7 separate regions of the Homo sapiens genome follow, and all the other regions are linked to region 5. A link is a contact called in ENCODE Hi-C or POLR2A ChIA-PET data. All regions are on one chromosome and are shown on one strand. Each heading gives the region's core, a stretch centred on a gene start or an enhancer-like site at or near the end of the contact. The rest is flanking DNA. Distances are from core to core; before and after follow the strand shown.

Region 1 (3,101 bases), core at 313-2,812, 760 kb before region 5:
TCCTCGCCCTTGCTCGGCACTCCGTGGTGGTCCTGCCCTTCTCCCTGCATGCCTGTGGGTCTGCTCTGGTGTGTGAAGGTCGGTGGGTTAACTGTGTGCCTACTGAACCTGGCAAATAAACATCACCCTGCAAAGCCTCTGGCCACCCTCTCGCCTTTGCTTCCTCTGTCCTACTGGGGAGGAGCCCCTGGAAGGCAGTGGGGAAGGGAGAGGCTGGGAGCAGGTTCACAAGTAGTGGCTGGGAGTAGTAGTGAACAGTGCCCTGTGGATTTCTTGGGCTGAGGGTGAAGATCATCCTCACCACAGTGTATTCCTCAATGGTGGTGGTGGTGGGGGTCCTCTGAACTCTAGAAATCCATGTGAGTAGTGGGTCTTGGGCTGCATTTGGACCAAGGAATACTCCCTGGGCTGAGAGCTCAAGTAAGGGCTGCTGTTTTTGACTCCTGTTGACCGAGGAGCCTTACTCTTGATTTAGGCATAGAGCTGGAATCTACCTGGGCCAGCCACCGCAAGGACAGACCCTGCTCATAGCCAAAGATAGCTTCCCTGAGCTAGGGAGAGGGTGTAGGGTGAGCAATGCACAAAGATTCTATGCTGCTCTGTGTTGATTCCTTCTTTCTGTGAACACCTGTGCTTTCCACCTATGCCCCAAATGAAATCTCACTCTGGGTCTATTTCAGCTGGAGCAGATCAGCTTTATATTATGGGACTATGCACAGGGTTTCTTCTGGGTAGAGGGAGTAACACTGCCACAGATACTAAGCCTAAAAACCCAAAAGTTGACTTACTCCAGCCCAGGTGGGCCTGGGTGAACTCACCAGGGATGCTGCTCTCTGGGAGGACCTCAAAGATAACCTCCTCAAAGATAACTTCTCTGATGTGGGAATAATAAAAAGGATTTGTTAGTCTCTAGTCTTTGAAGCATCTGGGCCTCCAAAATTCCAACCCTACTACAGTCTCAAGCATAACTGATCCTCCTGAGAGCTAAGAGCTAAAGTCAGGGTACTGGCCCTAGTGTCTCCAAACTCAAGGATAGTCATATCTTACTTGGATGAAGCCAAGGTTGGCCTGGGGTGACCTGAGGGACTGGGGCCTATGTGTCCATCTTTCTAGAATCGCCCGGAACTGAGGACTGAGAGGGTAGGGTATTGTGGTCTATGGGAACTACAGACCATAGCGCATGGTCCATCACTGTCCAGAGCCCAAGGGACCCATCGGGACCATTGTTCTATTCCCTTGCGGCTGCGGTTTTCTCTGCCTTGGCCCAGCCTGCCTCGCGCCAGCTCTGGCATGGGACCACAATGCGCTGCCTTGCCCTGGAAAAGGGTCCAGCTGGCAGCCTCGCTGCTCCCCGCCTTGATATAATGCTGCGCTCTCAAGTGGCAGGTCGAGTCTCCCCAGAGGACGCCTGAGAGCGACCGCGCTCCGCCCAGGATTCTCTACGGCCTCGGGGCCGCTAAGCCCCGCCCATAGTTCCGCCCATCCGAGAATTTGTCCAATCCAGGCGAAGTATTCACGCTCCGCCCAAAGTTTTGTGTTGTCACTTCCGGCCCGCTCCAGGAAGTCGTGCTGCGGAGCCAAATTTGAAGCAAGCGGAGGCGCGGGGGCGCGTCTACGAAGCCGGACCTGTAGCAGTTTCTTTGGCTGCCTGGGCCCCTTGAGTCCAGCCATCATGCCTATCCGTGCTCTGTGCACTATCTGCTCCGACTTCTTCGATCACTCCCGCGACGTGGCCGCCATCCACTGCGGCCACACCTTCCACTTGCAGTGGTGAGTGACTGCAGTGTTGGGGCCCGGTGTTTGCCCGGGTACCGCTTCAGGGCCTTGAGGTGTTGGGCCTCCAGGCGGTCCAACCCCGGAATCCAGACAAGTGATGAGAACCTTCCTCCTAGACGAGGCCCCACGGGAGCTTCCCAACCTGGGCAGAAGTGGGTCAGGACAGGCTTTCTGGTAGAGGTGATAGCTGAGCTAAGCCTGAGGGGGACTAAGATGGCTCAGTGAAGATAGATGCTTCCTTGATCACCTATACAAACAGATGTGATTTCAAAACCGTTAGCCTGGGCAAGGGTGAGCTTTCACCACATCAACAAGTCCTTTTATTTCTTCCAGATAGAAACCTGCTAGGCTTCTGGCTACCCAAGAGAGTTTGCTGTGCCTTACTTGATGGTTTGGAATTATTCTACCCAGAGTCATCTCACTGTCCAGACACCCCAATGTATTCGCCATGTCAGCAAACCCGTTTAACATGGGGAAGGCAAGGAGATGCTCCCCTATCCAGGGGTCCTGCTGACCGTGTAGGGCCATTCTGTTGAGTGTACAGCTAGTGGGGAAAGATTCCCCTAGCAGATGTGGACAGGCCGGTTTGGACCTCCTAGCAAAAGAGATAAGGCAGCGTTACCCCTGGGAATGGTGGGTGATAATAATCACAGGGTCTTGTGGGGCTAAAGGCCCTAGGAAGCAGAAAGGCAGGCATGACACTGATGGCTGCTGGCTTACTTGCAAAGCTTTGTTTAGGCCTGTGTTGCTGACAGCCTGAGCCCCATGCTGAGGGAGCCACTGCTGTTTGGTTAGACTAGAAATTAAGCTCGCCTCTAAGCGTACTCTATTTTCTGTTTGCCTACTCTATTTTCTTCTATCCTTTTACTTTATTTATTTATTTTTATTTTATTTTATTTTTGAGATGGAGTCTCGCTCCTGTCGTGTAGGCTGGAGTGCAGTGGCGTGATCTCGGCTCACTGCAACCTCCACCTCCTGAGTTCAAGTGATTCTCCTTCCTCAGCCTCCCAAGTAGCTGACATTACAGGCGTGCGCCACCACGCCCAGCTAATTTTTGTGTTTTTCATAGACAGGGTTTCTCCATGTTGGCCAGGCTGGTCTCGAACTCCTGACTTCAGGTGATCCACCCACCTTGGCCTCTCAAAGTGCTAGGGCCTATCCTTTTACTTTAAACTTTTCTGTGTCCTTGTGTTTTACATGTATCCCTTGAAACAGCATTTATTTCTTTTTTTGTATATTAAAAAGTACTTTAGCTTACTGCAAAGATCTTTATTTTATTTTATTTTGAGACAGGGTCTCACTCTGTTACACAGGCTGCAGTGCAG
Region 2 (3,153 bases), core at 122-2,621, 790 kb after region 5:
TTCATGGGTTGAGGTTTAGGGATTTGAGGTTGGGATTAGGAGGTTAGAAGATAAGCATCAAGGGCTCAGGATCTAGAGACCAGGTCTAGGATTAAAGGATTATAAATTTAGGGACTAGGGCTTGGGTTAGGATTGGAACTGAGTAGCAGAGGAGTTAAGATTAGAATAGGGGGTGGTGGTCAAGGGTCTAAACAAAAAGAGAAGAGATGCAAGGGTCTGCGGAGAGACTGGAAAAACTTTCCTCGTAAGTTCCCAAAGGTGACTGGGTATCAGGAAACTATTGGGAAGTGGCTTCTTATTGCTGCAGGGACAGAAGCCATGAGTTGGGGATAAACCTTCCAAGAGGGCAACACCTGTGTAGGCAGACACCGAAGTCAGTTAAATGTGCAAGTAAGTCTTTACATTGATGACAGTTATCGTTTATTTTCATTCTTCTCATTCTCAGTGATTTCCCTCAAAAAAAAAAAAAAAAACCCAAGAAACCAAAACACTTTTTTTTTTTTTAACCATCTTTATTCAACCTGTCACCAAGTTTCTGGTCACCTGCCACAGCTGACCCCCGATCCATTCTCCCTGTCCCCATCCTCTCCATACATCACAGTACACACCAGGAATACCCCCAGTTCTCATCTCCTCACCCTGGGCTGCGTCAATAGACTCCAGAGTAACCCAAACCACACCCTGCTGCCCAGATTCCTAATGACACGTGAAAGGCCGTTATGACTTGCTTTCCTCATGCCCTATGCACACCTGGGCTCCAGCCAAGGATCCTCCTTCATCAACCCCCATATTAGCTACGATCCTTCATGCTAATGTATCGCTCAGAGCTCAAAAGACTTTGAAGGGCCTGTGCCTTCGCTATCGAGCGCTTAAGTTCTTTGCCCTCCGCGTACTTTTGACAAATACTGGGCATCAACCATGTTCCAGGAACTACCCTGGGCAAAGAAAATAACTGGGCAAGGTTTCCATCGGTGTCTCTGCTGGCGGGCATCGCCCCCGCCGGGCCGCCACCCTGAACGAGCCCGTCCGGTCCTCTGGGTTCCGCCACCCTGCGTAGCGCTGCGCCAGCACCCGGCCCAGCACTCCCTCCCGCCGAGGGCGCCCAGGCCGGCTTCCGAGGGCGCCCAGGCCGGCTTCCGAGGGGCGGTTCCCACAAGCGAGTTCCGGCGCCCAGAACGGCTTCATCCTCTCGTCCCGTCCGCGGCAAATGCATGCGCCTGGAAAACCCGCCACCCTCCAGGGCAACTCACACCTCACCTCACGCCGCGGCGCAACCGGACTAGGACCCCGAGCAGGGCTGCCCAGGGAGCGCCTGAAGGACCCTGCGAGGGCCGCAGGCTATCCAGCGTGGCGCCTGGTGGCCGGGCCCTGTGCCGGAGGACAAGGTGAACCCGCAGCCGGACTTCTGCTGCACTGGGGCTCCGAATGACCCAGAATCTGGGGTGGGCTTAGGCCCCGGGTACGAGGGGTGAGGGCTGCGCGGTTGCAGGCCTAGAGAAGTAGGGGGCTGGGTCGAGAGTTGAGGCCGTGAGCCCGGGGGGCTGGAGGGCGTGGCCACGGGGGTAGGGGCGCAGGTCCCGGCCGCGCGTGGGTGGACCAGGGCTGGGCCGCCGCCCTCCAGGAAGCGAGTGGTGGCCCCCTCGAGTGCTGGGGTGGCAGTGTACCGACAGCTTTACTTTTTTTTTGTTTTGGAGACGGAGTCTGGTTCTGTCGCCAGGCTGGAGTGCAGTGGCGCGATCTCGGCTCACTGCAGCCTCCGCCTCCAGAGTTCAAGTAATGCTCCTGCCTCAGCCTCCCTAGTAGCTGTGACTGTAGGCGCGCGCCGTTATGCCTGGCTAATTTTTTTGTATTTTTAGTAGAGACGGGCTTTCACCATGTTGGCCAGGATGGTCTTGATCTCCTGACTTCGTGATCCGCCCGCCTCGGTCTTTCAAAGTGCTGGGATTACAGGCGTGAGACACCGCGCCCTGCCTAAAATTTTTAATTCTCATGGAGTCACCTTTAAGTCTAACAGGATTCTCGACTTGTCAGTTTGTTGTAAACCAAGAGTCAAGACAGCCACAACTTAGCTGCGTTAGTAAAGGAACCATGTCCTCCCTACAGGCCGCGTGTTCTTGCCACGAGAACCCCTAGCAGCCTGGCCTTGGAATGGCTGGATGAGGTGCATTCGTTGGTTCATTCAGATACTGTTAAGAGCCAGCTGTGTGCTAGGTACTGCTTACACCTTCTGGTGGTGAAGACGGAACTGAAGGGAACTTGCAAGGAGCTGTGAGAAAGTGTAACGGGAAGTGAGCTAAGATCACTAAGGTGGGCAGGAGGCAACCAGAGAAAGCACATTCAGGACTGCGAAAACTACTCACACAAAGGCTGTCAAGCCAGAAATTCTTTCAAAACTGAAAGGCCCATGAGGTTGGAGCTAGAGAAACTTAAGGAGTGTGGGGTTCCAGATGAGGCTAGAGAGGTACGTGGGGAACCACAAGATCATGCAGAGCCTGGGAGGCCGTGATAAGGATTTTGGTTTTTATTCTAAGAACAGGGTGCCCTTTAAAGGGTTAAGGAGGGGAACCATATGATTAGATTTTCATGTGTGGTTCACTTTGGCTGCTGTGTGGAGATTGTAGAGGTTGGCAGGACAGAAACTGGGAGACCAAAGAGGAGGCTGTCAAGATGTCCAGAGGGGAATGATGATGTCTTAGAGTTATGGTGGTAGCAGTTGAGGATGGGAGAATGGTATGGGTTTTGAGATATATTAGGTAGGGAAAATTGCCAGAAGTTGGTGATCGTGTGGATATGAAGAGTGAGGGAGGGGAGGTGTCATGGATGTCTCTGTAGACAGTTGCTGAAAATGACGTGTTACCACCTGTGGCATTAGGGAGAGTGGGTTAGCTGATCTTGTACTGGTTAGATTGGGTGTGGCTTTATGGTTTGAGTGGAAAATCAGGTTGAAAGCTGTAGAAAGGACATGAATAGGAGCGACCATGGCAGTTTCTTTGCTTGGGCCAGATTCTAATACCACCTTTAACATGATTGACAGTTTTTAGGATAAGATAAATGAGAATGTTGTCTAGACTCTGTCCCTGCCTATGTTAATGGAAGCCTTCTCTGTATTTGTCGACAAATGATTTTATATATATACACACATATATATTATAT
Region 3 (2,960 bases), core at 319-2,818, 990 kb before region 5:
TGTTGAGATCAAAGCCACGTACTGTAGTAACTTACCTTTTGTCTGAACCCATTGTCCCACTGAAGATTTAGCACACAGCTCCAAAAGGTTCAAATTTTATTTTTTCTAGGAGACAAGAGAGATTAATTGCTATAAATCTCAGAGATCACTTAAGTCAGCAGCTCCATAGCTTGGATACTACTGAGGCTGGGATTTCATCAAACCTTCAAATCATTGACAGTGATTATCTAAGGTGGGGAAGTGGTGGGGACAAACTGTCAACGTTAAAATCGTGCTAACATTTTGTTAACAATGAGCAAAACCGGAAGATTAAGCATATTTTAAAATATTAGATTCCAGATTTAACAGAATCATAATACGGAGCAAGCAGAAGACTCCTTCCCTGCTCCTACCTTAGAATTACAAAGCAAAAAGGGCAGAGCTACAATCAGCTCCTTGGTTTTGTATCAAAGCAACTCCGTGGGATAGTTGACCGTTAAAACATTAATCCAAGTGTCTTCATTAATACAAGGAGCAACATGAAATTCAAACACTTCTGATGAAAAATGTAAAACCTCGTAGAAGCTGGGATACTGAGCTGACTGAAATCTACTACATTAATAACGTATCGCATAAGACAAGAGCAAAGCTAGAAACGACCTAATTCCTAGGTAACAATAACCACCACGTCTTGAGCCAGTTCTTATGACTACAAACCACTGAGTAGTGAACAGCCCGGCCCCCCGCCCCCCGTTGGTAATAAGACATCACACTGCTGGACCGCGTTCGATGAGCGCGAGGTCCGAAAAATCAGTTCCAGTAGTCTCTGGAAGCCTAGTCTAGAGCGAATGCTCAACGATTTGTTGAAATTAATAAATGAAAAAGAACCACTGGGGGGAAACAAGTCCCGGGGCATATTCACTGGTGCCGCCCCTTGTCTCCCGGGCGGTGCCGGCACCCACCTCCGTGGGGTCTCGCGGCCGAGATGGCGGCGTCACGGCCTGCTCGACCGACTCCAGCGTCCGGCCTGCCCTCCCCGCACATGCCCCTCCCGCCTCCCAAGAGGTTCCAAACCCGCAGATGGGCGATCACCGAACAGCTTTTCGGAGAGGGCGATTCAGTTGCAGTTGAGCGGGGGATGGCGGCCAGAGACTGCCAGGGAGCTCCCAAGGAGTGCCCGAGGGACAGGCGACGGCTCCACTGCTCCGTTGGGCTGAAGATTAGGGGACGTGTATCCACAAGGGGCAAAGTCACAGCCAGAAAGAAGCAGGCCCAAGGCTGAGCTGGCTGGACACCCTCTGGAAACTGACAGAGCTGGCAACAAGGAAGGGCGCGGCCCTCCAACGCCTGGGGTAATTTAGCCCCTCTACAGAACCGGCTGGAGCTGATCAGTCGCCTCCGGCAGCTGACAAGGGAGGCTTGGGGGCCAGCCCAAATGGCAAGAACCTACCGTCGTTACAGACAGCCGCCGCACTTACCCCAAGGAGAGACCGAAGCAGCAGTAGCGGTTCTGCGCCCCAGAACCTCCAACAAGGTTCGGCGGCTACACAAAATGGCGCCTCCGCCGACGGCCGTCTCCTACCCACAGTACCTCACGCTTATCCCCTCCCCCTGTCACCCGCCTCCTGCGGAGAAGTCCAATCCTCGAAGCGGCCTGGCTGTGCGAGGGCTGCCGGGAAATGTGGTCGCCAGACCATCCTGTCACTTAGGACGCTCTGTGTTAATGTCTTGCAATTCTCTTCTAAATCACTACAGAGTTGTCGATCGGCTTTTGCAGACCTGGATTAGTTTTTAGGGCTCCTATTAGGCATGTTAATAATTCTTTGCTTTTGCTACTAGCGCCGTAGAGAGTACAGTTTGCTTTCACTGGCACGGTGTAAAACATTGTCTAATTCTACTTCAAAAGGAGACCGTGCGTGAAGTGGTGGCTCACTCACAAGCCAGCATTTTGGGAGGCCGAGGCAGGAGGATCGCTTGAGGCCAGGAGTTCGAGACCAGCCTGGGAAACACAGTGAGATCCTATCTCTACAAAAAATAAAATTAACTGAGCATGGTGGCGTGCACCTCTTGTCCCAGCTACTCAGGAGCTGAGGTGAGAGGTTCGCTTGGGCCCAAGAGGTCGAGGCTGCAGTGAGCTGTGATCTCGTCACAGCACTCCAGCCTGGGGACAATGCGAGAAACTGTCGCTAAAAAATAAAAAGGAGGCCGGTGCTGGGCGCGGTGGCTCACTCCTGTAATCCCAGCACTTTGGGAGGCCAAGGCGGGCGGATCACAAGGTCAGGAGATCGAGACCATCCTGGCTAACACGGTGAAATCCCGTCTCTACTAAAAATACAAAAAAATTAGCTGGGCATGGTGGCGGGCGCCTGTAGTCCCAGCTACTTGGGCGGCTGAGGCAGGAGAATGGTGTGAACCCGGGAGGCGGAGCTTGCAGTGAGCCGAGATTGCGCCACTGCACTCCAGCCTGGGCAACAGAGTGAGACTCTGTTTCAAAAAAAAAAAAAAAAAAGGCTGGACGCAGTGGCTCACGCCTGTAATCCCAGCACTTTGGGAGGCCGAGGCAAGTGGATCACGAGGTCAGGAGCTCAAGACCAGCCTGACCAATATGGTGAAACCGCGTCTCTACTAAAAATACAAAAATTAGCCGGGCATGGTGGCATGCACCTGTAGTTCCAGCTACTAGGGAGGCTGAGGCAGGAGAATCACTTGAACCAGGGAGGCAGAGGTTGCAGTGAGCTGAGATCGTGCCACTGCACTCCAGCCTGGGTGACAGAGCAAGACTCAGTCTCAAAATAATAATAATAATAATAATAATAATAATAATAATAATAATAATAAATAAATAAATAAAAAGGAGGGGCCAGGCATGATGGCTCATGCCTGTAATCCAAGCACTGTGGGAGGCCGAGGCAGGTGGATCAGCTGAGCTCAGGAGTTCGAGACCAGCCTGGCCAACATGGCTAAACCCCGTCTCTACTAAA
Region 4 (3,352 bases), core at 778-3,277, 850 kb before region 5:
AAATTTTGTTAAAATATACATAAACATACATAAAAATATATATTTACCACAATTTATTTAATTGATTTTTTTTTTTTTGAGACAGTCTTGTTCTGTGGCCCAGGTTGGAGTGCAGTGGCACTATCTCCCCTTACTACAACCTCTACCTCCCCGGCTCAAGCGATTTTTCCATCTCAGCCTCCTGAGTAGTTAGGGCTAACAGGAGCATGCCACCACGCCTGGCTAATTTTTTTTTTTTGTATTTTTTGTAGAGACAGGGTTTTGCGATGTTGCCCAGGCTCACAATTTGTTTTAGAAATACTATAACAGGGCCGGGCACGGTGGCTCACGCCTGTAATCCCAGCACTTTGGGAGGCCAAGGCAGGTGGATCACCTGAGGTCAGTAGTTCAAGACCAGCCTGGCCAACATAGCGAAACTCCGCCTCTACTAAAAAAATACAAAAAATTAGCTGGGCATAAGGCGAAACGCTGCCTCTACTATGTTGGTTTTTGTTGAGTTTTGCGGGTTTTTTTTTTTTTTTTTTTTTTTTTTTTTTGAGACAGAGTTTCACTCTTGTGGCCCAGGCTGGAGTGCAATGGAGCAATCTCAGCTCACCGCAACCTCCGCCTCCCAGGTTCAAGCGATTCTCCTGCCTCAGCCTCCCAAGTAGCTGGGATTACAGGCATGTGCCACCATGCCCGGCTAATTTTGTACTTTTAGTAGAGACGCGGTTTCTCCATGTTAGTCAGGCTGGTCTCGAACTCCCCACCTCAGCCTCCCAAAGTGCTGGGATTACAGGTGTGAGCCACCAGGCTCGGCCTGGTAATAGAATTCTATAAGGAAAGGTGCTACAACTATCCAGAGAGACCTGGGACCTGTCCTGCAGGTTAGGTATCTAGTTAGATGCTAGTTTCTGAGACAAGGTTCAAATTCAACTTTTGTGTTTCACCAAAATGGTAACATATTATTTAGTTACTTTCTTCACTGCCAGTCCTACCATCACGCACCAGCTCTTGACACCTCTCGTTAGAGACCTCACAAATTCAGTAATGGTGACATATTTAAATCATTCACGCTGGTGGCATTTCTCAATAGGAAGGTGGAAACTAGCAAGCCGAGGGCACAATCCAGGGTTCAGAAAATGAACCAGGTGACCATGTCTGCATGTCTACTGAACTCCTTCACTTAAATCCGGCTACTCTGACCTTCACAAGCAAACCTGGAATATGCAAAAAATACAATTACGCTCACGGTTTATGTACCCTACGAAACAGGGCCCTTCCTTCAAAAAAAAAAAAAAAAAAAAGGCATTCCCAAAGTTGAACCCATTCGCCTAACGTCAATTCTAAAATAAAGAGAAAAACATCTATTTACACCGCTAATGGAATCTAAAGCGTGAATACGATAAAACATCCTTCTCCTTCATTGCCTAACGGGCGCAGAACCCACCAGACCACTCTCCCGCTTCCAGGTTCTACCGCCCCGACGACCGGGCTCGGAGCTCTTGTGCCCTCCGGTCCAGCGGAGCCTCCCTTGTGTCTGTCCAAGTCTGAGGACGAGGCTACGTGCTAAGCACAAGAGCTCCCTTCCTAGTGATGCCACAGAATTGGATCTGAAACAGGAAAACCGCAAGAACAGCCCGCTTACAGCTCCGAAGAGTAGGAGCACAGAGCCGCAACCACGCGCCGGCCCCAGCCTCACAGCTGGCCGCTCCGCGGCGGGACCGGTAATCTACTGCCGCGCCGGGCCCCGCCCCAGGCCCGCGACGGTTCCGGGGCGTTCCTGCCACGGGCGGCGCCTCCCTCATCTCACCGTTGCTTGGTCTTCTTCCCGAGCGAGGCCGCAGCCGCCCCGCGACACTGAAGCCACAGCTTTCAGGCTGCGCGGGCCTGCGATGTCTAGAGCGGGCCTGTCTGCTGGCTATTCCCTGGCAGGCTCTGGCACGCCTCCCCTCCAGTCCCGGGCCCTTACCTAGGCGGCGAAGCCTCCACGGCCCGCTCCTCCTTCTCCTCAGCCTCCGCCACCGACCCAGCGCCGCGGACACCGGAACTTCCTCCGCGCGGGGCCACTGCTACCACAAAGGCGCCGCGCCGCTGCCTTCAGCGCTCGGCCCGCTGGGAGATGAAGTACAGCTGCCGGTCCCGCAGACTCTTACTCCCGCCGTGCCCCGCGCGCAGGGGACTTGCCTTCTGGGGTGGGTCGTAAGAGCACGCTGTCCATCGCCATCCAATAAGAAGGCGCGCTTACCCGCCCTACTCCGCGTGACCTGCTGGGAGTTGTGGTTTGGCCTCTGCCCTGTGACACCTGGTCCTCTTGTGCTTTCCTCTCAGTTGATTGAGGCTTACAGTTTTTTGGTGGCTTGACTTTCCTGAGGTTTGCTCCCTGCCAGCAGCTCGGGTACGGCCCTGGCCTGCCTAGCTCGAGGCCTCCTTATTGTCCGTTAGTGTGAGAGAAATGGAAGGGAGCTTCTTCGGGAGTAAGTTTAAGCCATCTCCAGCTGGTTGGCGGGGCGCGGTGGCTCACGCCTGTAATCCCAGCACTTTGGTAGGCCGCGGCGAGTGGACCACCTGAGGTCAGGAGTTCTAGACCAGCCTGGCCAACATGGTGAAACCCCATCTCTACCAAAAATACAAAAATTACCCGGGCTTGGTGGCAGGTGCCTGTAATCCCAGCTACTCGGGAGGCTGAGGCAGGAGAATCACTTAAACCCGGGAGGCAGAGGCAGAGGTTGCAGTGAGCCGACACTGTGCCACTGCACTCCAGCCTGGACAATAGAGCAAGACTCCACCTCAGAAAAAAAGAAAGAAAGAAAAAGGCCGGGCGCAGTGGCTCATGCTTGTAATCCTAGCACTTTGGGAGGCCGAGGTGGGTGGATCACGAGGTCAGGAGTTCAAGACCAGCCTGGCCAAGATAGTGAAACCCCATCGCTACTAAAAATACAAAAAGTAGCCAGGCGTGGTGGCGCATGCCTGTAATCCCAGCTACTCAGGAGGCTGAGGCAGAGAATTGCTTGAACCCGGGAAGCACAGGTTGCAGTGAGCCGAGATCGCGCCACTGCACTGTTGCCTGGCAACAGCGCAAGACTCCGTCTCAAAAGAAAGAAAGAAAGAAAGAAGTTGGGCGCAGTGGCTCACGACTGTAATCCCAGCACTGTGGGAGGCCGAGGCGGGTGGATCACGAGGTCAGGAGATCAAGACCATCCTGGCTAACACGATGAAACCCTGTCTCTACTAAAAACACAAAAAATTAGTGGAGCGTGGTGGCGGGCACCTGTAGTCCCAGCTACTCAGGAGGCTGAGGCAGGAGAATGACGTGAACCCGGGAGGCGGAGCTTGCAGTGAGTCGAGATAGCGCCACTGCACTCCAGCCTAG
Region 5 (3,016 bases), core at 83-2,582:
ACGGGGTTTTGCCAAATTGGCCAGACTGGTCTGGAACTCCTGACCCCAGGTGATCTGCCCGCCTCGGCCTCCCAAAGTGCTGGGATTGCAGGCGTGAGCCACTGCGCCCAATCAGCCTATAATTCTTTTTTATTTTTGAGACGGAGTCTCACTCTTGTCCCCCAAGCTGCAGTGCAATGGTGTGATCTCAGCTCACTGCAACCTCTGCCTCCCAGGTTCAAGCAGTTTTCCTGCCTCAGCCTCTTAAGTAGCTGGGATCACAGGCATGCACCACCACACTCGGCTAATTTTGTATTTTTAGTAGAGACGGGGTTCACCATGTTGGCCAGGCTGGTCTCAAACTCCTGACCTCAGGTGATTCACCCGCCTCGGTCTCCCAAAGTGTTGGGATTACAGACTTCAGCCACCGTGCCCGGCCCATTCGGCATATAATTTTTGAGTGCCTACTACGTGCCAGGCAAAGTGAGATGGGGCATACGTGCTGTGGTGGCCTTCCAAGTTCACGGGAGGGGAAATGGGTGACCAAGCACTGTATGGGAGCGGTCTCCCTGGGGCCTGTGCAAGACTGGAAGAGGTTCCTGACCCAGCCTGGGCCTCAGAAAACATTACTCTAACGAAGTGACTTCTGAAGGGAATCACGAAAGACTACGGGGAGTTTGCCAGGATAAGAGGAACAAGGGCAAAAGCTCCGAGGCAAAAAGAGTCTACAGCAGGCTGGAAGCCCTCTGGGGGCAGTGTAGGCTGCTGCTGAGGCCCGAGTGTGCCTGCAGCTTTAACGCCTTCCACATTTTCCCTGTATACAAACACTAGGCTACCCGGGGGCCCGCTTTAAGGTGGACCCAACTGCGGAAGGCTGAACTCAGATGGCAGCAGACAGCGGGAGTACCAGATGCTGACTCCTCCAGGAGGTGAGCAACCTAGAGGCTTCCCAGGCAGGGCACGGCTGGGGACGCCAGGCCCAGGACAGAAGTTTGTGGGGTCCACCTTAAGCGAGAGGCCGAGCCTGGCCAGGCCCCGCCCCGCGTGGGCGTGCTCGACCAAAGGAGGCTCTGGCGGGCGACGGAAGGTGGGTCCAAAGAGCTAGCTTGGAGCCCTAGCCTTCCGAGACTCCACTACTAGGCCAAGCCACGGCCCTAGCTCCGCCCCACATGGAGAGGCGTCCATGGGCGGAGCGAGCCGCTCCATACCCTAGGATCCACTATCCGCTCTAGCGGCCAGAAGCGCGGCCACCTTCCCCTGCTGAAGCGTTCACTTTAATTTTGGCCGGTAGGCAGTCCCAGATCTCGCGGGATCCGACGCCCCGATTATCGCGAGAGGAGCAATCGGCTCCTATTGGCTGTGAGGGTTGAATGTAAGATGGCGCCCAGGGAGCTGTGAGGAGAAAACCCTGTCGGTCTTGGAGCGACGACGGCAGAACCAGGGTCCCTGGCGGTGCGGCGGGGCCGGCGGGTGCAGCGGAGGCGGCGGCGGCGGCGGCAGTGACGTCGCCGGGTGAGGGCTCCAGTGCGGGTGGGGATGCGGCGAAGCTGTAGGCCTGAGACGGGGGGCCCACCCCACACAACGGCGGGCGGGGGCGGGCGGGCCACTACCGCTGGGCCCTGGAGAGTTCGGGGCGGCTCCGGAGCCGAAAACGTTCCTGGGCTAGCGCACCCCGCCCTGTGGATGGGGGAGGGGTGGCCCGGGGATTTGGGTGGGCGCGGCGCGAGATGGCGCGCCGGTGCGGGCGCGCGGCTGAGCCTGTTTTTACGCGCGCGCGCTGTGCGGCTCTCGGTGCGCGTGGCCGCCGACGTGCGCGTTCCCGGCCCGGATATCTCTGCTCTAGGAGCTGTGGCCCGTGGGCAACCGCGGCTTTCTGGAGCGCGCGCCCGTGACGACCCCCAGTTTTGGGGCGCGCGCTCTGATATCGGGTGGCGGTGCTGCCTCGAGAGCGCGCAGGAGGCTTCTGCTGAGCAGAGGGCCGGCCGCGGCTCGTTGCGCTGGGAAGGTTGAGGATTGGGTCCTTTCTGGTCTGGTGACGTTCCCGGGCATCCGTGGCCTCGGCCTGGAGAGAAACCAACCAGCTTTGCTGTCTGGCTTGCGGTTCCGCTCCTCTGTGAGGGGGGCGAGATTGCCCGTTCTCCTCGAAGAATGCCGTTACTTGAGGCCCAAGTACGGTGCGGGTGCTTGGGTAGGGTGTTTCTCTGCTTCGGAAACCAAGCCCTCTTGGTTTGAGAGGGCAGTGAGCCCCTTCGGATTTCCTCACCTTGTACTGGGCTTTCTGCCGGGCAGGGAAGGTTAATATTAGAAGGCCCTTGAGTGGTACCTGCTTATCTTTCATTAGAAACTAATACGTCCATAAGCGTAATTCATACACGTCACCTCTGTGCGCTCCGGAAGGGAATTCGCTTATGTGGCCCATGTGAACTCCGAGCTCTAAAATGCCAGTTTAAATCCTTAAACGCAGCTTTTCTTTTGCGTAAGTGGGAGGGGCTTACTTTATTATATTAAAGGCCCACCTTTGCCTCAGCCAAAAAGTTGGCCTTAAACAAAATGGAACAACCTGAGAATCAGTGCTTTACCTTTTTTGAAATTGCAGAAATCCCAGCAGAAATTACTAAAATCTGATAGTGTATCACTGTAAAAGTCACTTTTGGTGTAGGATTTCAGTCCTTTTCAGCTCTTTTTTTGACCCTGCCGCTGTGTTTTGGTGTCAAGGAAGTTCTAGGTTTGTTCTAGAGAAATAGGCACCTCTTTTTTCTAATACAAAACATCTGCTAGTTTGATTTACAGTCTTGCTCAATTAAGCTTAAGGAATAGGAAGCTAAGAGGAAGTAAAATTAGCCATCAAATTTGATAATGGTGGGGTAGTTCTTTCTAATGTACTGTATTGTTTTTAAGAACAAAGTTAAAATTATTAATAAAAAGAGGCTGAGGATGGAAGGAACTTTTTTGTTCTATCTTCTTCAGAATATTAGAAGTCTTAAGAACTCAGGACAAGCAGCAGAAATACATGCAACATGGTGACTGGTGAGTTAAA
Region 6 (3,365 bases), core at 770-3,269, 650 kb after region 5:
TTTTTTTTTTTTTTTGAGATAGGGTCTCATTCTATCTCCCAGGCTGGAATACAGTGGCGCAATCCCAGCTCACTACAGCCTGAACTCCCGTGCTCAAATAATCCTCTTACCTTGAACTCCTGGGCTTAAGCGAGGCTGCCTCAGCCTTTTAAATAGCTGGGATTACAGGAAACGGGCCGCCACCACCACCACGCCCAGCTAATTTTAAATTTTTTCTGTAGACAGGGTCTCCCTTTGATGCTGTGAACTCCTAGCCTTAAATAATCCTCCTGCTTAGGCCTCCCAAAGCACTTGGATTATGGTCAGCCCATTCTGTGCCTGGCCCCTTACACCATTCTGAAAAGGAATCTCAAGAGCTAGAAATCTCAGTGCTGGGTAGGTAAACAATAATGGATCAAACCCACTGGGAGAGAGGTCTTGGGAAGCCCTAGATGACACTCCCACCATCCTTGTCTCCATCATGCCTAGCATGGCTCACAGTGCTCAAATGGGGGCATAAACAACTGTGGAGGAAATAATCACTAGTTGGATCAATGTAAAATAATGCTTATGATGCACATAAAGTACTAGAACTGCTGGGCCTGAAAAATATTTTGAAATGTAATGAATTTCTCCTACATAAAAGATGTAAAAAAGGTGGAGGATTCAGTTAGAAAAGCATATGGAGCAACAGCACACTGAAGAGCCTGGACTTTATCTTTTAGTCTAGGCATACCCAGAAGTAAAAAGACTCAGAAAGCAAAAAAGCATATATTAGAGATAATATAAGCAGTACGAAAAAAAAAAAAAAGTTGGCCAGGTGCTGTGGCTCACGCTTGTAATCCGAGCACTCTGGGAGGCAGAGGCGGGTGAATCACTTGAAGTCAGGAGTTCGAGACCAGCTTGGCCAACATGGTGAAACTCCGTCTCTACTATAAATACAAAAAAAAACTGGCCAGGTGCGGTGGCTCACGCCTGCAATCCCAGCACTTTGGGAGGCTGAGGCGGGTGGATCACGAGGTCAGGAGTTCAAGACCAGCCTGGCTAAGATGGTGAAACCCCATCTCTACTAAAAATACAAAAATTAGCCGCACTCCGTCTCAAAAAAAAAAAATTAGCCAGGCGTGGTGCCAGGCGCCTGTAATCCCAGCTACTTGGGAGGCTGAGGCAGGAGAATTGCTTGAACCCGGAAGGTGGAGGTTGCAGTGAGCCGGGATCACGCCACTGCACTCCAGCCTGGGAGACAGAGTGAGACTCTGTCTCAAACAAAACAAAACAAAACAAAAAAACTTCTAAGTCAAGTAAGGTTCAAACACTAGAAGGCAGTGAAATACGAATTTGGGGCAAAAGATTGCGGACGACGTCAGACTTTGAGAAACTTAACTGTGAATCTGCGTCTGAGGTAAATACATTTCACTGTTTCCGTTTCTGCAGCTCTTCCTAAGGAATGGAAGCCCAGACTGCCTGGGAGGCAGGAGACCTCGTTTCCAGCTCCCGGCCCTTACTGCCGCTGCAAATCCTAGACTGGCTAGAGACCATTCGCTGCAGCGGACGTCGGAAAACGAGACCTCGCAGTTCAGGAGGCAGGAAAAAGACATGCCCGCGCCCTCATCCCAATAGGTGCTCATAGCGTTTGGCCAGCTTGAGCTCCATTCGGCCCCCACTTACCCAAGGGCCCCTTCCCCGCGGCCTTCGCTTTTAGCTCCTCGAGTTTCTTCTGCTCCTCTTTTTGTTTCTGCTTGAAAGCCTTATCTTCCTGGGGAGAGGCAGAGCGTGTTCAACTCAGGCCTGTCTCCCAGCGCCCCCGCACCCGCCAGTGCCTCCGCGCCCGCCCTCACCTCGTCCATCTCCTTGGCCTGCTTCTTGGGCTGTTTCAGTGGCTTCTTCTTGCCACCTGTGGGCGACACGAGCACGTTCGGCCTGCCCCTGCCGCCCGGTCCCCACCCCGCCGTCCCCGCAGTCCTCACGGTTCCGGAACACTTACCTTCGCGGCCGGACATGGCGCCTGCCGCCGCTTCCCCAGACCCTGCCACCGGAAACGGAGCGTCTGCCCCACCCTTTGTCGTAGACAGCGAGGCGGCCCCGCTGATTGGCTCCTAGTCAGGAAGTTGAACTCTCGCTACCGGATGCGGCGCTCCAGGGGCGGGTACTAACAGGTCAGAGGTCAACTGAGTGGCAGACGATTGGTCGGGCCACGCCAGGTACGAGGAGCTAGGGTTGTCCTGCCAGGGTAGAATCGGAACCGTAGGAGGGGTACTTAACCGGACGGCCTACCAGGCCTGTGGCCGTGCGCGGGAAGAGCACTGCAGGTAGACAGCAGGGCATGTGCATGTGCAAAGAGCTTCAAGCTCGTCGCTTTCCTGGAACCAAGGAAAGCACAGCTTGGGTGGAGGGAGATTAGGCGGGGAGATGGCAGAAGTGGACGGGAGTTATATCACGTGGTCCTATAGCTTTGGAAAACCCTGTAAGGAGTTTTATAATATAGTCAGGGGTGCAGCAGTTTGCGAATTCTGTTTGTTCATCTATGAAAATGGTCAAAAAAATTTATTTTGGTGATGGCCATACAACTCTGTTAATATAGTAAAACTACTGAATTGTACACATTGGGTGAATTATATGGTATGCAAGTTATATATCAATAAAGCTTTTTTTTCTTTTCCCCCCGAGATGGAGTCTTGCTCTTGTCTCTCAGGCTGGAGTGCAATGGCACGATCTTGGCTCACTGCAACCTCTGCTTCCTGGGTTCAAGCGATTCTCATGCCTCAGCCTCCCCAGTAGCTGGGATTACAAGTGCCCGCCACCATGTCCGGAAAATTTTTGTATTTTTAGTAGAGACGGGGTTTCGCCATGTTGGCCAGGCTGGTCTCGAACTCCTGACCTCGTGATCCCCCCGCCTCAGCCTCCCAAAGTGTTGGGATTACAGGCGTGAGCCACCGCACCCAGCCAAAGTTGTTATTTTTTTAAATAACAGTGCTGAGCGCTGGGATGCTACAGTGTCCAGAGATTAGGCAGATGAGTACATTTTTTGCTGGGTACGTACTATATGTAGGTACCAAGCTGAAATTCTAGTGAGTGAGACAGACTATAACCAAAGCAAATAAATGGGATACATGTTGCAGGTCATGTGATATATGCATGGAAAAAATAAAGCAGAGAAAGTGGGTCAGGAGTGCTAGGGTGGGAGTGGGATGGCCATATCTGATAGGGTGCATGGGGAAGACCTCCCAAGGGGCTACTATTTGAGCAGGACTTGAAGAAGGTGAGGGAGCGAGCAGCACAGATAGCAGCTGTCGTGAAGGCCCTGAGCTGGGGACAACTTGGTGCGTTCCAGCAACTTCAAGAAGGTCCATGTGCTTGGAGTGGAGTGAGGAAAGGGAGACTAGTGG
Region 7 (3,315 bases), core at 274-2,773, 690 kb before region 5:
TACTGGAGAACCTCCCTTTTTTTTTTTTGAGACAGAATTTTGCTCTGTCACCCAGGCTAGAGTGTGGTGGCGTGATCTCAGCTCACTGAACCTCTGCCTCCCAGGTTCAAGTGATCCTCCTGCCTCAACCTCCTGAGTAGCTGGGATTACAGGCACCTGCCATCACGTCCAGCTAATTTTTGTATTTTTAGTAGGGACAGGGTTTCACCATTTTGGCCAGGCTGGTCTCGAACCTCTGACCTCAAGTGATCCACCTTCTTTGGCCTCCCAAAGTGCTGGATTACAGGCATGAGCCACTGCGCCTAGCTAGGAGGACCTCCCCTTCTGAACCAGTTATGGTATCCCAGGGCCAGGAAGAAGCTGAAAGCCTTCTGTGGGAACAAAACAAAGCAAAACAAAAACGCTTCATGGGGCTTCCACCAAAGTTAGTGTTTTAAGGCACGCCTCAGGAACAGCAACTTGGAAGCAGGTTGTTCCAGGAAGTGGTTGTAGGCAGATTTTTCCTGAGTTCTTCCCCTGCTCTGAGGGCTCATTAAATCTTCCTCTGAGAAGCTCCACTTTTATCTTCATTTTACAGATGGGACAACCAAAGCTAAAGAGAGGCTAAGGCTCAAAAGTCAGAGTTAGCTAGTTGGGGCATTTGGGTGTGGGCCCAGGCCACGTAACTTCATCTGTTGTTCTAAGCCTGAAGCCAAGCCCAGAGTTAGGTGTTCTGTATGGGGAGCAAGGTGTGACCATCTTCCTGGGACCATTAGTCTGCTTGGGAGGCCGGTCATGACAGTCCAGGGCAAAAGATGCTGTCACAGGATCTCAAGACAAGATGCTCTAGGGAAGAGAAAAGGGAGTGCCCGCTGTGTGTCAGGACTTGTGCTAGGCTCTAAACCTCAGGCAGGAAAGCATGGGCAATGAGCCAGAGGCTGCTGTGGCAGCACAGACTGCGGTACCTCGAGGCTAGTAAGGGACAAAGCGTGGGAAGCTGGGATAGAGGCTCCTCACACTCTGAAACCAGCAGGAGGAGGTGCGAGACCCAGCACCTCCATTTCTAGAGGTGGCGTGACCTTGGCTCGGCCTCCCCTCTCTGAGCCTCAGTTTCCTCTCCAGAGTGAACTGGGGGCTGCACCCCCCTTCTCCCAGAGTGGGGGACAAAAAAACGAATAGCACACCGCTGAGATTCCCTGTGTGTGCGCAAGTGTATGACAAGACGCCGCCGGTACCGCACGAGGGCCAGGGACGCAGAGAGGCCAAGGGCGCTCCGGCCTCGTAGTAGCCAGCGAAAACTCCGCCGCCAGCCACTCCGGGAACGAAGCGCATGCGCCAACCCATGCCGTCACAGTCACGTGCCCCACGCTTTCGGCAGAGGCCCTGAGAGGCAGACTCTGACTGACACGTGAGCTGACCTGTCAGCAGGAAGCACTTCCCCTGGCGACGAGCAAAAAGACTGTTGATTGGGGATAGCACCCCCTCGGGGGCGGGTTCTTTGCAGTCCTGGTTACTATGACGCCCGGCCCCCGCCCCCTCGGCTAGCCGCCATCTTGTTGTTGATCCGTACCCAGTGGGCAGCGCCGGGAGCTGGACCAAGCGGCCGGTGAGAGGCCGCTGTAGCGGTGCTCAGCCACCTGTGCTGCCTGCCAGGGGGCGGGCCGAAACCTGGAGGCCCGGGGGGCCCAGCTCCCGTAGGGAGCCGTGGGCGCTCGGTGCCCGGGCCGGGCAGGTGAGTGACAGGAGCCGGGCCGATAGACCGGCCTGACGCCCGCGGGGAGGGCGGTGGCGGGCGCGGGGTTGGAGTGGGCGCGTGTGGGGTCGGGGCTCCGGTGGGGCCATCACTGGAACATCGCTCGAGCGTCCTGACCGGCCGCCCGCCGAGCCTCCCAGATGCTGGCACCGAAGCCGGGGGGACAGCCGGTGTGGAGGACGGAGAGCGCCAGTGCCTGAGGGTTGGCCGGCTAGTAGCGGGAAACCAGCTTCTCTGACCGAAGCTCTGGACTCCGCTGATCCGGAGCGCTAAAGTGTGTCCGGTGCCACCCTGATGCTCTCCTGGGAGTTATGTTGCTCCTGGCTGAGAAATAGACTTACCTCTTTCTTAGATAGCGTTCCTGCGAGTGATTTTCAGGACGCTGGATGCTAAGACTAGACGAAGCAAGCCAAAGCCCCCGCGAGCCAGGCAGGCCGGTGTCACGGCCCTATGATTATGGCAAGGGGGACCCTCTGCCTGGCTGCTGCTTCCTGAGACCCGTTCGGAACCTCACGTGTACCTCGAAGCTCACCGTTTTCCTCGCAAAGAACCTGGTTAAATGTCCATAATGGCTGAGTTTTATTTTGGAACATAATTTCTTTGGTTCTTCACCACCACTTTTTGGAGAGTGGTAATGTCTTCCTCTTTTTGCTTTAGGAGAAAGTGAGTATTATGGTGATGACTTGATTTTATCTCCTAAAGGGATGCTCGCCATAGGAGACAAAGGAAACGTAGGAGTGTCTTAGAATCGGAAAAAGAAACTTGTTTTTGTTGTGGATGATATGGAACTGGCAAATTAACTGTTTTTTTTCTTTTTTTTCTTTTGAGACAGAGTCTCTCGCTCTGTTGCCCAGGCCGGAGTGCAGTGGCGCGATCTCGGCTCACCACAGCCTCCACCTCCCGGGTTCAAGCGATTATCCTGCCTCAGCCTCCCGAGTAGGTAGGACTACAGACACGCGCCACCATGCCCGGCTAATTTTTGTATTTTTAATAGAGACGGGGTTTCACCATGTTGGCCAGGCTGGTCTCGAACTCCTGACCTCGTGATCCACCCCCCTTGGCCTCCCAAAGTGCTGGGGTTACAAGTGTGAGCCACTATGCCCGGCGCAAATTAACTTTTAACAGTACTAAAATTATCTTGCTCAGTGAAAACACCTTCAAGCCCCTTTCCTGTGAATTTGGGCAAGTTGGAGATCCTCAGTAGAGTGTGCAGGTCTAGGAAGAGTTCTCATTGCTCCAAAACACATTTCTCTTGACCTGTGGCCTCTTTGGTTCTTTGTACAGTCTTCTTGTATGTGGTCATAGAATATGCCTGCATGAGATGACTAAGAAGTCAAGCGACAATACTTTGTGCACTTTTTGTTTTGTTTTGTTTTGTTTTGTTTTTTTGAGATGGAGTCTTGCTCCGTTGCCAGGCTGGAGTACAGTGGTGCCATCTCGGCTCACTGCAACCTCTGACTCCCTGGTTCAAGCAATTTTCCTGCCTCAGCCTCCCGAGTAGCTGGGACTACAGGCACGTGCCACCACACCTGGCTAATTTTTGTATTTTTAGTAGAGACGGGGTTTCACTATGTTGGCCAGAC

Evidence for each region. Hi-C counts contacts between places; a loop is a spot of excess contacts on that map. ChIA-PET counts read pairs that join two places held with the same protein, here RNA polymerase II (POLR2A). Pooled maps may share reads with other maps.
Region 1: a map with no recorded cell type shows a loop between it and region 5 (7-fold over the local background). The contact joins the promoter of TRAIP here to the promoter of QRICH1 in region 5. A Hi-C loop is called at or near these places in 1 of 37 single-sample maps with no recorded cell type and 6 of 50 pooled maps.
Region 2: a loop to region 5 is called in a map of naive thymus-derived CD4-positive, alpha-beta T cell, with 9 times the contacts of the local background. The contact joins the promoter of NME6 here to the promoter of QRICH1 in region 5. A Hi-C loop is called at or near these places in 1 of 168 maps with a recorded cell type or tissue (naive thymus-derived CD4-positive, alpha-beta T cell), 1 of 37 single-sample maps with no recorded cell type and 7 of 50 pooled maps.
Region 3: a pooled map shows a loop between it and region 5 (28-fold over the local background). The contact joins the promoter of RBM5 here to the promoter of QRICH1 in region 5. A Hi-C loop is called at or near these places in 7 of 50 pooled maps. POLR2A ChIA-PET finds 5 or more read pairs at or near these places in 2 of 52 experiments (B cell and CD4-positive, alpha-beta T cell).
Region 4: a loop to region 5 is called in a pooled map, with 11 times the contacts of the local background. The contact joins the promoter of RBM6 here to the promoter of QRICH1 in region 5. A Hi-C loop is called at or near these places in 2 of 37 single-sample maps with no recorded cell type and 9 of 50 pooled maps. POLR2A ChIA-PET finds 5 or more read pairs at or near these places in 4 of 52 experiments (B cell, GM10248, activated CD4-positive, alpha-beta T cell and 1 more).
Region 6: a loop to region 5 is called in a map of CD8-positive, alpha-beta T cell, with 37 times the contacts of the local background. The contact joins the promoter of TMA7 here to the promoter of QRICH1 in region 5. A Hi-C loop is called at or near these places in 1 of 168 maps with a recorded cell type or tissue (CD8-positive, alpha-beta T cell), 3 of 37 single-sample maps with no recorded cell type and 5 of 50 pooled maps. POLR2A ChIA-PET finds 5 or more read pairs at or near these places in 3 of 52 experiments (PC-3, activated CD4-positive, alpha-beta T cell and naive thymus-derived CD4-positive, alpha-beta T cell).
Region 7: a loop to region 5 is called in a pooled map, with 14 times the contacts of the local background. The contact joins the promoter of IP6K1 here to the promoter of QRICH1 in region 5. A Hi-C loop is called at or near these places in 1 of 37 single-sample maps with no recorded cell type and 10 of 50 pooled maps. POLR2A ChIA-PET finds 5 or more read pairs at or near these places in 4 of 52 experiments (WTC11, activated naive CD4-positive, alpha-beta T cell, activated naive CD8-positive, alpha-beta T cell and 1 more).

The regions. Positions count from the first base shown.
Region 1 is chr3:49,855,025-49,858,125 of GRCh38, reverse strand. TRAIP (TRAF interacting protein) reads left to right here and starts at 1,562. Exons shown (of 15, transcript NM_005879.3): 1 at 1,562-1,770. The coding sequence starts at 1,673. CAMKV (CaM kinase like vesicle associated) reads left to right here. Exons shown (of 11, transcript NM_024046.5): 11 at 1-137.
Region 2 is chr3:48,299,585-48,302,737 of GRCh38, reverse strand. It overlaps NME6 (NME/NM23 nucleoside diphosphate kinase 6), which reads left to right and starts at 1,371. Exons shown (of 6, transcript NM_001308426.2): 1 at 1,371-1,385. RefSeq lists silencers at 949-1,168, 1,469-1,668 and an enhancer at 1,259-1,388.
Region 3 is chr3:50,087,527-50,090,486 of GRCh38, reverse strand. It overlaps RBM5 (RNA binding motif protein 5), which reads right to left and starts at 1,568. Exons shown (of 25, transcript NM_005778.4): 1 at 1,458-1,568; 2 at 36-105. The coding sequence starts at 52. RefSeq lists enhancers at 529-1,119, 1,281-1,390, 1,431-1,600, 1,120-1,711.
Region 4 is chr3:49,938,825-49,942,176 of GRCh38, reverse strand. RBM6 (RNA binding motif protein 6) reads right to left here and starts at 2,027. Exons shown (of 21, transcript NM_005777.3): 1 at 1,952-2,027. RefSeq lists a silencer at 1,597-1,796 and enhancers at 1,353-1,874, 1,937-1,996, 2,027-2,076, 2,107-2,166, 1,875-2,397.
Region 5 is chr3:49,092,387-49,095,402 of GRCh38, reverse strand. It overlaps QRICH1 (glutamine rich 1), which reads left to right and starts at 1,332. Exons shown (of 10, transcript NM_198880.3): 1 at 1,332-1,491. RefSeq lists enhancers at 758-1,097, 1,208-1,327, 1,696-2,208 and a silencer at 1,448-1,697.
Region 6 is chr3:48,438,911-48,442,275 of GRCh38, reverse strand. It overlaps TMA7 (translation machinery associated 7 homolog), which reads right to left and starts at 2,019. Exons shown (of 4, transcript NM_015933.6): 1 at 1,964-2,019; 2 at 1,818-1,873; 3 at 1,648-1,735. The coding sequence starts at 1,979. CCDC51 (coiled-coil domain containing 51) reads left to right here and starts at 2,157. Exons shown (of 4, transcript NM_001256964.2): 1 at 2,157-2,288. RefSeq lists a silencer at 1,722-1,781 and an enhancer at 2,212-2,351.
Region 7 is chr3:49,784,750-49,788,064 of GRCh38, reverse strand. It overlaps IP6K1 (inositol hexakisphosphate kinase 1), which reads left to right and starts at 1,523. Exons shown (of 6, transcript NM_153273.4): 1 at 1,523-1,711. RefSeq lists silencers at 660-824, 1,560-1,909 and enhancers at 1,000-1,069, 1,156-1,845.